Regions from separate parts of the Homo sapiens genome. Here region 2 is linked to region 1. A link is a contact called in ENCODE Hi-C data. All regions are on one chromosome and are shown on one strand. Each heading gives the region's core, a stretch centred on a gene start or an enhancer-like site at or near the end of the contact. The rest is flanking DNA. Distances are from core to core; before and after follow the strand shown. Region 1 holds the start of GRIN2A (glutamate ionotropic receptor NMDA type subunit 2A). Region 2 has its middle 6.2 kb from the start of NUBP1.

Region 1 (4,070 bases), core at 1,189-3,688:
CTTTAGACCCCAAGCCAGAGTCTTGCATGGGTGCCAAGGAGTGGCCTAATCAGTTCAGCCCAGCCATAGACTCAAGAAAGGAAACATTTTCCTGTTCCCTGCCTTATATTATACAATCCCCCATTTTAATTTACTTTCCAGCATTTCCCTCACGCTTTCTCTGTCTTTTGGATTAAAAAAAAAACAAAAACAAAAACCCAGGAAACCCAGCATAGAACAACCAGCTCAATAATGAATCCATTTGTCTCCACACACTGTGCCCCTCTCCTGTCTCCATTTCAGCAGCCACATCCACATTCTTGGAAGAAGTTCCCCTGCTTCCAGGCTACTTCAAGGTGCATGATGTTGATTGAGCATCTACTATGTGCCAGACCTTGTTGACCCCTTTATTAAGGCTACTTCCTTTTCTTTTCAAAATAATCCTGAGAAGTAGATGTTTTTACTGCCCCCCATTTCCAGATTAGTGATCAATAAAGGGAAGTAATATAATGTCCAAAAGTGATATTTTAGTTTGATCCAGGTGCCATAGCAAAACATCATCAACAGCAGAAGTTTATTTCTCTCACTTCTTGAGGCTGGGAGGTCCAAGATGAAGCAGCAGCAGACTCAGTATTTGGGGAGGGCCTAGTTCCTGTTCATAGGCCGATGCCTTCTTGATTAAGTCTCACTTGGTGGAAGGACCTAGCTGACTCTCTGGCATCTCTTTTATAAGACCACAAATCCCATTTTACTCTCATGAAGCCATGAAGTCACCTCCTAAAGTCCCCACCTCCTAATACCATCACCTTGGGAGTTAGGATTTTATCCTATGAATTTGGGGGTGGGAACACACACATTTAGACCGCAGCAGGTGACATTAGGTTAAGTGGAGGAGGCAGGGTTGGAACAGTCATTGCAAAACCTCTTAGAATTTAAGACCCCTTTCCTTCCAAGGCCTGAAAGGCAGACAGGCGTTGGAGATACAGGTGAATATAAAAGGGGCAGAGCTCCTCCCTTGACCATGTATTTCATGCCCAGTCGCTAGAATTCAAGTCAACCAAGCCCTCACACACCCGGGCCGTCCCATGTTCTCTGGCTCACCTCTTCTGGTAGCTTAGAAGTGGCAGCCTCAGGGAGGCTTCTGTTTGGTAGAACTTAGAAGGAAGCATGTGGGAAATGCAGATGTCTTTGCTTTTAGGATTCTGGCTCCCTGAGATCAGAGGAGTGGGTTCCCGTACGGGGGTGGCGAGGCACAGGGAGAAGCATTGGAGCAGACTCTGTGTGTGTGTGTGTGTGTGTGTGTGTGTGTGTGTGTGTGTCGGCGCGCCTGTGCGTGGAGGGGGATAACTGTACCCAGCGCGAGGCACTGGGGGAGGAGGAAGCGGTAGCAGAGATCTGAATAATTGATTCTTCAGCCGCACCAGACGCCCGGGAGCGGGCGGAGAGCGTGGTTCCAACACCACGGACAGCAGCGCGCGCCGCCGCAGGCGCCCCCGTCGCCAGCCAGCCACCTATCCTGGCCTTATTTGCCGCCGTGCGCTCTCGGAACGGGTGGCCGCGCTCCGCGTCGCCGCCGAGGGACTGCGGGGTCTGTCTCGACCCACCTAGGAGAGAGGCTGCGGGCAGGAGACGCTTTCGCCCGCCGGAGCTCGAAGCCTCTTGGGCTTGAGCGGGGGCTACTGCGTCTCGCCGGCTGAGAACAAGTCCCTAAGTTGGTGTGGAGGGCGCCGCTACCTTCCTTCTCCTCTTCCTCGGAGGCGACCGCAGCAGAAAGACGCCCCGGGAACCCGGCTTTGCCAGTGCTGTGAACCAGGGTGTCCAGGCGCTCACCGGACTCCCGCTGGGAAGTGGGGAGCCGAACGCCCGGCGCGGAGCTGGCCCAGCAGCGAAGGGCCCGGAGGGAGCTGCCTTTCCCCGCCCGCGCCTCTCTCGGCCGGGGACCGCGGGGATCCCCGGCCACACGCGAGCGCGCTCCCACACTCACACACACACTCGCCCTCAAACACACCAGCCCGGAGCTGGGTTGCGGAGAGGGTGCTCCGGCGCGCTCAGAGGACCGGGCAGTTGCCGTCCGGAGTGGGGCAGGAAGCGGAGCTAGGGATCTTGGAGGGGAGCTCCTAGGGCTTGGCCGGATCATGGGACCGGGTGAGCGCTGAGAATCGCGGCCGCAGCCATCAGCCCTGGAGATGACCAGGAGCGGCCACTGCTGAGAACTATGTGGAGAGAGGCTGCGGTGAGTGCTAGCGCGGGACGCCGGGCCTGGGAGGCCCCCTTGGGAAGGGGGGAGGTGGGAGGCCTGAAGAGGGAGGAAGCGGCAGGATCACAAGAGGGTCGCTGCGTGGGAAAGATCCACCTCCCTCGGGGAACCGGGACCGCGGGAGCCCGCGTCCTTCCCTCCCCCTCTCCTACTGCTGGCTCGTCACAAACTCAGCCAGCGCCCCCCCACCCTCGTTACCTCCTCTTTCTCTCCCTACCTCCCTCGCTCAGCAGCTCCCGGTCGCACAACTCCCAGCAGCCGGCGCTGGGGAGGTGGTAGGGGGTGCGGGTGGAGGTGCCCAGTTAGCTTCTCGTGGGTGGCCAACCTGGGGCTCCCATTCTCCTGTGCACCCTGGAGTGGAGCTCCCGCTATCAGCCACAGGGGCTGAGGATCCGCACTGGGGGCGTCGTGGGCATCGGGCTTCAGCTTCCCCCCTCTTGTCTAGCCCCCCTGGGCGCATAGGGGGGCTTGTGAGCACTGCAGACTGCAGCCTTCCCCTCAACCCTCCCTCCCCTCGTTGGTGGGCTGACCCTGCCTCTCCTTCTCTCCTCCGCCCCGTTAGAGCCCTGCTGCAGAGCCTCCGGCTGGGATAGCCGCCCCCCGTGGGGGCGATGCGGACAGCGCGGGACAGCCAGGGGAGCGCGCTGGGGCCGCAGCATGCGGGAACCCGCTAAACCCGGTGGCTGCTGAGGCGGCCGAGATGCTCGTGCGCGCAGCGCGCCCCACTGCATCCTCGACCTTCTCGGGCTACAGGTACGTCCCAGAGGGAGATCAGGGCTCCTTGGGCCGGGGAGGAGGGAGACTCGACCGGAGGGAGAGCGGGAGAGGGATCAGGCTAGAGAGGGAGAGGGAAAGCGGGAGGGAGCCCAGCGGCGAAGTGCAGGAGGGGCACCAGGGGGCGCTGCGGCTCCGCGCTCCGCGGCGCTTACCCAGGAACGTCGAGGCCTCTTGGAGTTCGCCTCAACTTCCCCCGGCTCCAGCAGCGTCCGTCCCGAGAGGCGCGCGTCAGGGCACGCGTGCACGACCGTGCTGGTATTTGCAGGTACGCAGGGCTGTGCACCTGCCGCAGTTCATGCGTGTGCACCACCTGAGGACATGTGAGGACTCCGGCTGGCCGTGGGCACCGCTACAGCAGTCTGAGGAAGTGCGCAGAAAAGCGCGCGTGCCTATGAGCGTGTGCGGCCCACTGCCCACGTGCACCTAGGACTTGGCAACAGCGCCCGCAGTAGAAAGGCTAGGGAGGGGCTGTACAGTCCACGTCCGTCTGGGAGCTTCTTGGGAGCCTACCTTTCCCCCTACGCACGTTCTTTGCCAGCTCCTACGCGCTGGCCCGCGGGGGGACGCGCCTACTCTCCAGAATTCAGCATTGCACACGGCGCGCGTGAGAGAGGGTGTGTGTGTGTGAACATGTGTGTGTGCGTGTGTGTGTGCACGTGTGTGTGCACGCGCGCGTGTAGGGGTGAAGGACTCTCCACGGCCCCTTGGCTCGAGGTGGGGCGAGCCCCAAGTTCCCCAGGCACAGCGGAGCCTGGGCCCACCAGGCAGCGTCCTCACTCCCAAGCACTTGGGGTGTACTCTGACTGAGAGGAGCCGGGTCTGTAGTTGGGGCTGGGCGTAGAGCAAAGTGTGTGGTGCACACGACGGGCTCGTAGGGGGCGGGGTCAGCCAACTAGCTGAGCTCTCAAGCTGGGACGCGGGGTCTGGGTGCCGCCTCCGCACGCCCTGCGGGGTCTGTAGTTCGCTCCGCGCCAGCAGGGGGCGGGGTTGATAACTTGGTCCTCTCTATCCCAGGTGGGAGGGGTTGGATGGAGGGTTTATTCTGTGCACCTAGGAG
Region 2 (4,163 bases), core at 41-2,540, 560 kb before region 1:
TCCACCGTCTCCTGTGGCCCCTTTTGAACACAGAGGACACAAGCCAGGGGAATTGTACCCTGATTCTGAAATGCTTCCACTAGAAATGACACCTATCTGCCCACTTTTCATTGGCTACAATTAGTCACACACGTCAGGTGCAGTGGCTCACACCTGTAATCCCAGCATTTTAGGAGGCCAAGGCAGGAGGATTGCTTGAGGCCAGGAGTTGGAGAACAGCATAGTGAGACCCTGTCTCTACAAAAAATTTAAAAATTAACTGGGCAAGGTGGTGCATGCCTGTAGTCCCAGCTACTTGGGAGGCCGAGGCAGGACGATTGCTGGAGTTGGAGGCTGCAATGAGCTGTTATCACAGTACTGCCCTCCAGCCTGGGCAGCAGAGTGACACCTTGTCTAAAAAAAAAAAAAAAAAAAAAAAAAAGGCCAGGCGCGATGGCTCACGCCTGTAATCCCAGCACTTTGGGAGGCCGAGGCGGGTGGATCACCAGGTCAGGTGTTCAAGACCAGTCTGGCCAACATAGCGAAACCCTGTCTCTACTAAAAATACACAAAAAATTAGCTGGGTGTGGTGGTGTGCGCCTATAATCCCAGCTACTCAGGAGGCTGAGGCAGGAGAATTGCATGAACCCGGGAGGCAGAGGTTGCAGTGAGCCAAGATTGTGCCACTGCACTCCAGCCTGAGTGACAGAATGAGACTCTGTCTCAGAAAAAAAAAAAAAAGGTTGGGCGTGATGACTCATGCCTGTAACCCAGCACTTTGGGAGGCCGAGGCGGTTGGATCACTAGAGGTCAGGAGTTCAAGACCAGCATGACTAATAGTGTGAAACTCCGTCTCTACTAAAAATACCAAAAATTAGCCAGGTACAGAGGCGCATGCCTGTAATCCCAGCTACTTGGGAGGCTGAGGCAAGAGAATTGCTTGAACCTGGGAGGCAGAGGTTGCAGTGACCCGAAATCACACCACTGCACTCCAGCCTGGGCAACAAGAGCAAAACTCTGTCGCAAAAAAAAAAAAAAGTCACATGGTCATGCCTAAAAAAGTATAGGAAGTACAGTTTTATATGACTGGAAGTGGAGGAAAACCAGATATCCAGGATCACAGTGATGTTTCCCACAGTTCCCTGAATTGTTTCTCAGTCTTAACATTCTTTCCCCATGAAAATCAGACCAAGTCACTCTGCTGCTCATAAACCGTCAGTGGCTCCCTATGGCCCACAGGATAAGGCCCAGTTTTCATATGGTGTTCAGTAGCCTGCATGACTCATTTTGACCCTTCCAGCCTGAGTGTCACTGAGAATATCGAGTCTATTCACTAAACAGCTGGCCTTTGCCTGGCACCCTAGTTCATTGCTGTCACTCACACAGGCCCTTCTGCCAGGAAAGGCCACTGCCTGTCTCTCGCCTATCTGGCTGTGGCCCAGTCCTCTGTGACAGGCCAAGTCTCAGCAGCATCTCCCCATGGAGGCCATTCCTGGCCTGCGGAACTGAACACACTGCGTTCCAGAAGTCTGAGCACGGTTTTCCATTCTAACAACTTCCGAAGTATGAATGCCATAAACTTAACAAAAATTAGCATTTGAAATTTTGTGTAATTTTCCTTTACACTTACTTAGTTCTGTGATTTTGAAAGACTAGATTTTAAATTTAAATTTAAATTTTTTTATTTCAGTTCCTCTGACTGAAGATGGTGAATAATGACTAAAAATGAAAGTTAAATTTACAAAGCTAAGTAAGTGCCAAGGATTTAAATAGACTTCAAAATAATTTTAAAAATAAATTAGTAAAACTATAGAGTCCGAAGATCAGGGTTGCTAGGAGTTCAGCGGGTGGGAGGGGATAAGGGGTAAACGGGAGCCCAGGGAACTTTTAGGGCAGGGAAGCTGCTCTGTGTGACTATGTAATGGTGGATGCATGTCATTATGCATTCGTCAAATCCCATAGAACGTACGACACCAAGAGTGAGGCCTAATATAAACCATGGGCTTTATTTAATAATAATGTGTCAATATTGGTTCATCAACTGTGACAAATGTACCACACTAATGCAAGATGTTAAAAATGGGGGAAACTGGGCAGGCGTGGTGCCTCATGCCTGTAATCTCAGCGCTTTGGGAGGCCGAGGTGGGTGGATCACCTGAGGTCATGAGTTTGAGACCGGCCTGGCAAACATGGTGAAACCCTGTATCTACTAAAAATATAAAAATTAGCCGGATGTGGTGGTGTGCGCCTGTAGTTCCAGCTACTCGGAAGGCTGCAAGGCAGGAAAATCGCTTGAGCCTGGCAGGCGATCTCACCACTGCCCTCCAGCCTGGGCAACACAGCGAGAATCTGCCTTACCAAAAAAAAAAAAAAGATTAGTGGATGAAACAAGACTAAAACCTGGTTACAGCGGCTAAAAATTTCAGCCAGACAGGGGCACTTTAAATATTCAAACAAGGTCAGCGAGCACCCTTAGAAAACACAGGAAGTGCCTGCGGTTCCTTAGTTATACCAGCAGGTGGAGCTCTCCCCCCACCTATGATCAAGGTACTCAGGCAATGGAAACAAAATTAAGTTTAGGTGTAGAAAATTTTCTGCTTCTTCCCTGGGATCCGGCAAATATAACAAGGGGCTATATACACACCAGGTGTTCAACACATAATTGAGTCGAAAAACAAGGCTCAGATGCATTATATAGAGAGAAACTGGAAAGGACGTGGATCCTTGAATGCCAGGTGTTCGCATTCAGGCTCCCTGTCTCAGTTTCCGTCTCTGAAAAATGTCAACAATAATATTCAAGGAATTATTGTTGGGAAGATTAAACAAGTTAATGAGTAAAACAGTTTTTTAGAGTGTCTGGCACTTTCAAGCCCTATATAGGTGTTAGTAATTATCAGTTTATTTCTTTTTTTAATGAGACAGAGTTTCGCTTTGTCTCCCAGGCTGGAGTGCAGTGGCACAATCTCGGCTCGCTGCAACCTCCGCCTCCCAGGTTCAAGCGATTCTCCTTCCTCAGCCTCCTGAGTAGCTGGGATTACAGGTGCCTGGCACCACGCCCGGCTAATTTTTGTATTTTTAGTAGAGACGGAGTTTCGCCGTGTTGGCCAGGCTGGTCTCGAATTCCTGACATCAGGTGATCCATCCGCCTTGGCCTCCCAAAGTGCTGGGATTACAGCCGTGAGCCACCACTCCCGGCCGGTTTATTTCTTAAGCTGCTTTGTTGAGGTATACCTGATATACAACAAACTGCACATATTGTAAGTATACAATTGCCAAGTTTTGACATATGTATGTACCCAAAGGTTTCCTTGTGGTCCGCTCTTGTTCTTTAGCAATCACTGACCTGTTTTCTTTCACTGTAGATTAGTTTGGATTTTCTAGAATTTTATATAAATGTAATCATACAGCATGCACGCTTTTTAATTCAGCTTCTTTCACTCAGCATATTTATTTTCGTTTCATCCACATTGTTGCGTGTATGAAGCTCGTTTCCTCTGGTTGCTATGTGGTATTCCATTGTATGATTATACTAGTTTATCTGTTAATGGACATTTGGCTGTTTCCAGTTTTGGGGTGTTACAAATAAAGCTGCCGTGAGCATTTTTGTGCAGGTCTTCATAGTGACGTGTATCTTCATTTCTCTTGCTTAAATACCTAGGAGTGGAATGGTAGATGTGCATTTAACTTTTAAGCAACTACGAGGCCGGCACGGTGGCTCATGCTTGTAATCCCAGCACTTTGGAGGCCAAGGCGGGTGGATCACGAGGTCAGGAGATCGAGACCATCCTGGCTAACTCAGTGAAACCCCCATATCTACTAAAAATACAAAAAATGAGCCGGGCATGGTGGCCTGTAGTCCCAGCTACTCGGGAGGCTGAGGTGGGAGAATCGCTTGAACCCAGGAGGCTGAGCTTGCAGTGAGCCGAGATCGCACCACTGCACTCCAGCCTGGGCAATGGAGCGAGACTCTGTCTCAAAAAAAAAAAAAAAAAAAGAAACTACGAAACTGTTTTCCATAGTGATTATGCATATTCACCTGCAGGATATGAGACTTTTAACTGCTCCATATTCTTGCCAGCAGTGGGTACAGACAACCTTGGATTTTAAATATTTCAATAGATGCATAGGTTACAGACAACCTTGGATTTTAAATATTTCAATAGATGCATACTGCTGTATTATTG

The links. A loop is a pair of places that touch in the nucleus more often than their neighbours do. Pooled maps may share reads with other maps.
Region 2: a map of mammary epithelial cell shows a loop between it and region 1 (9-fold over the local background). The contact joins the enhancer-like site here to the promoter of GRIN2A in region 1. A Hi-C loop is called at or near these places in 1 of 168 maps with a recorded cell type or tissue (mammary epithelial cell), 5 of 37 single-sample maps with no recorded cell type and 5 of 50 pooled maps.

Annotation. Positions count from the first base shown.
Region 1 is chr16:10,180,796-10,184,865 of GRCh38, reverse strand. GRIN2A (glutamate ionotropic receptor NMDA type subunit 2A) reads left to right here and starts at 2,438. Exons shown (of 13, transcript NM_001134407.3): 1 at 2,438-2,989. RefSeq lists silencers at 3,171-3,230, 3,241-3,350.
Region 2 is chr16:10,735,583-10,739,745 of GRCh38, reverse strand. No RefSeq gene overlaps it. Among named protein-coding and RNA genes, the nearest start is that of NUBP1, 6.2 kb to the left of the region's middle. RefSeq lists an enhancer at 1,989-2,038. Within about 2 kb of position 1,290, at least 28 of the 41 ENCODE cell types and tissues checked have a DNase peak (open chromatin) inside an H3K27ac peak, as active enhancers do.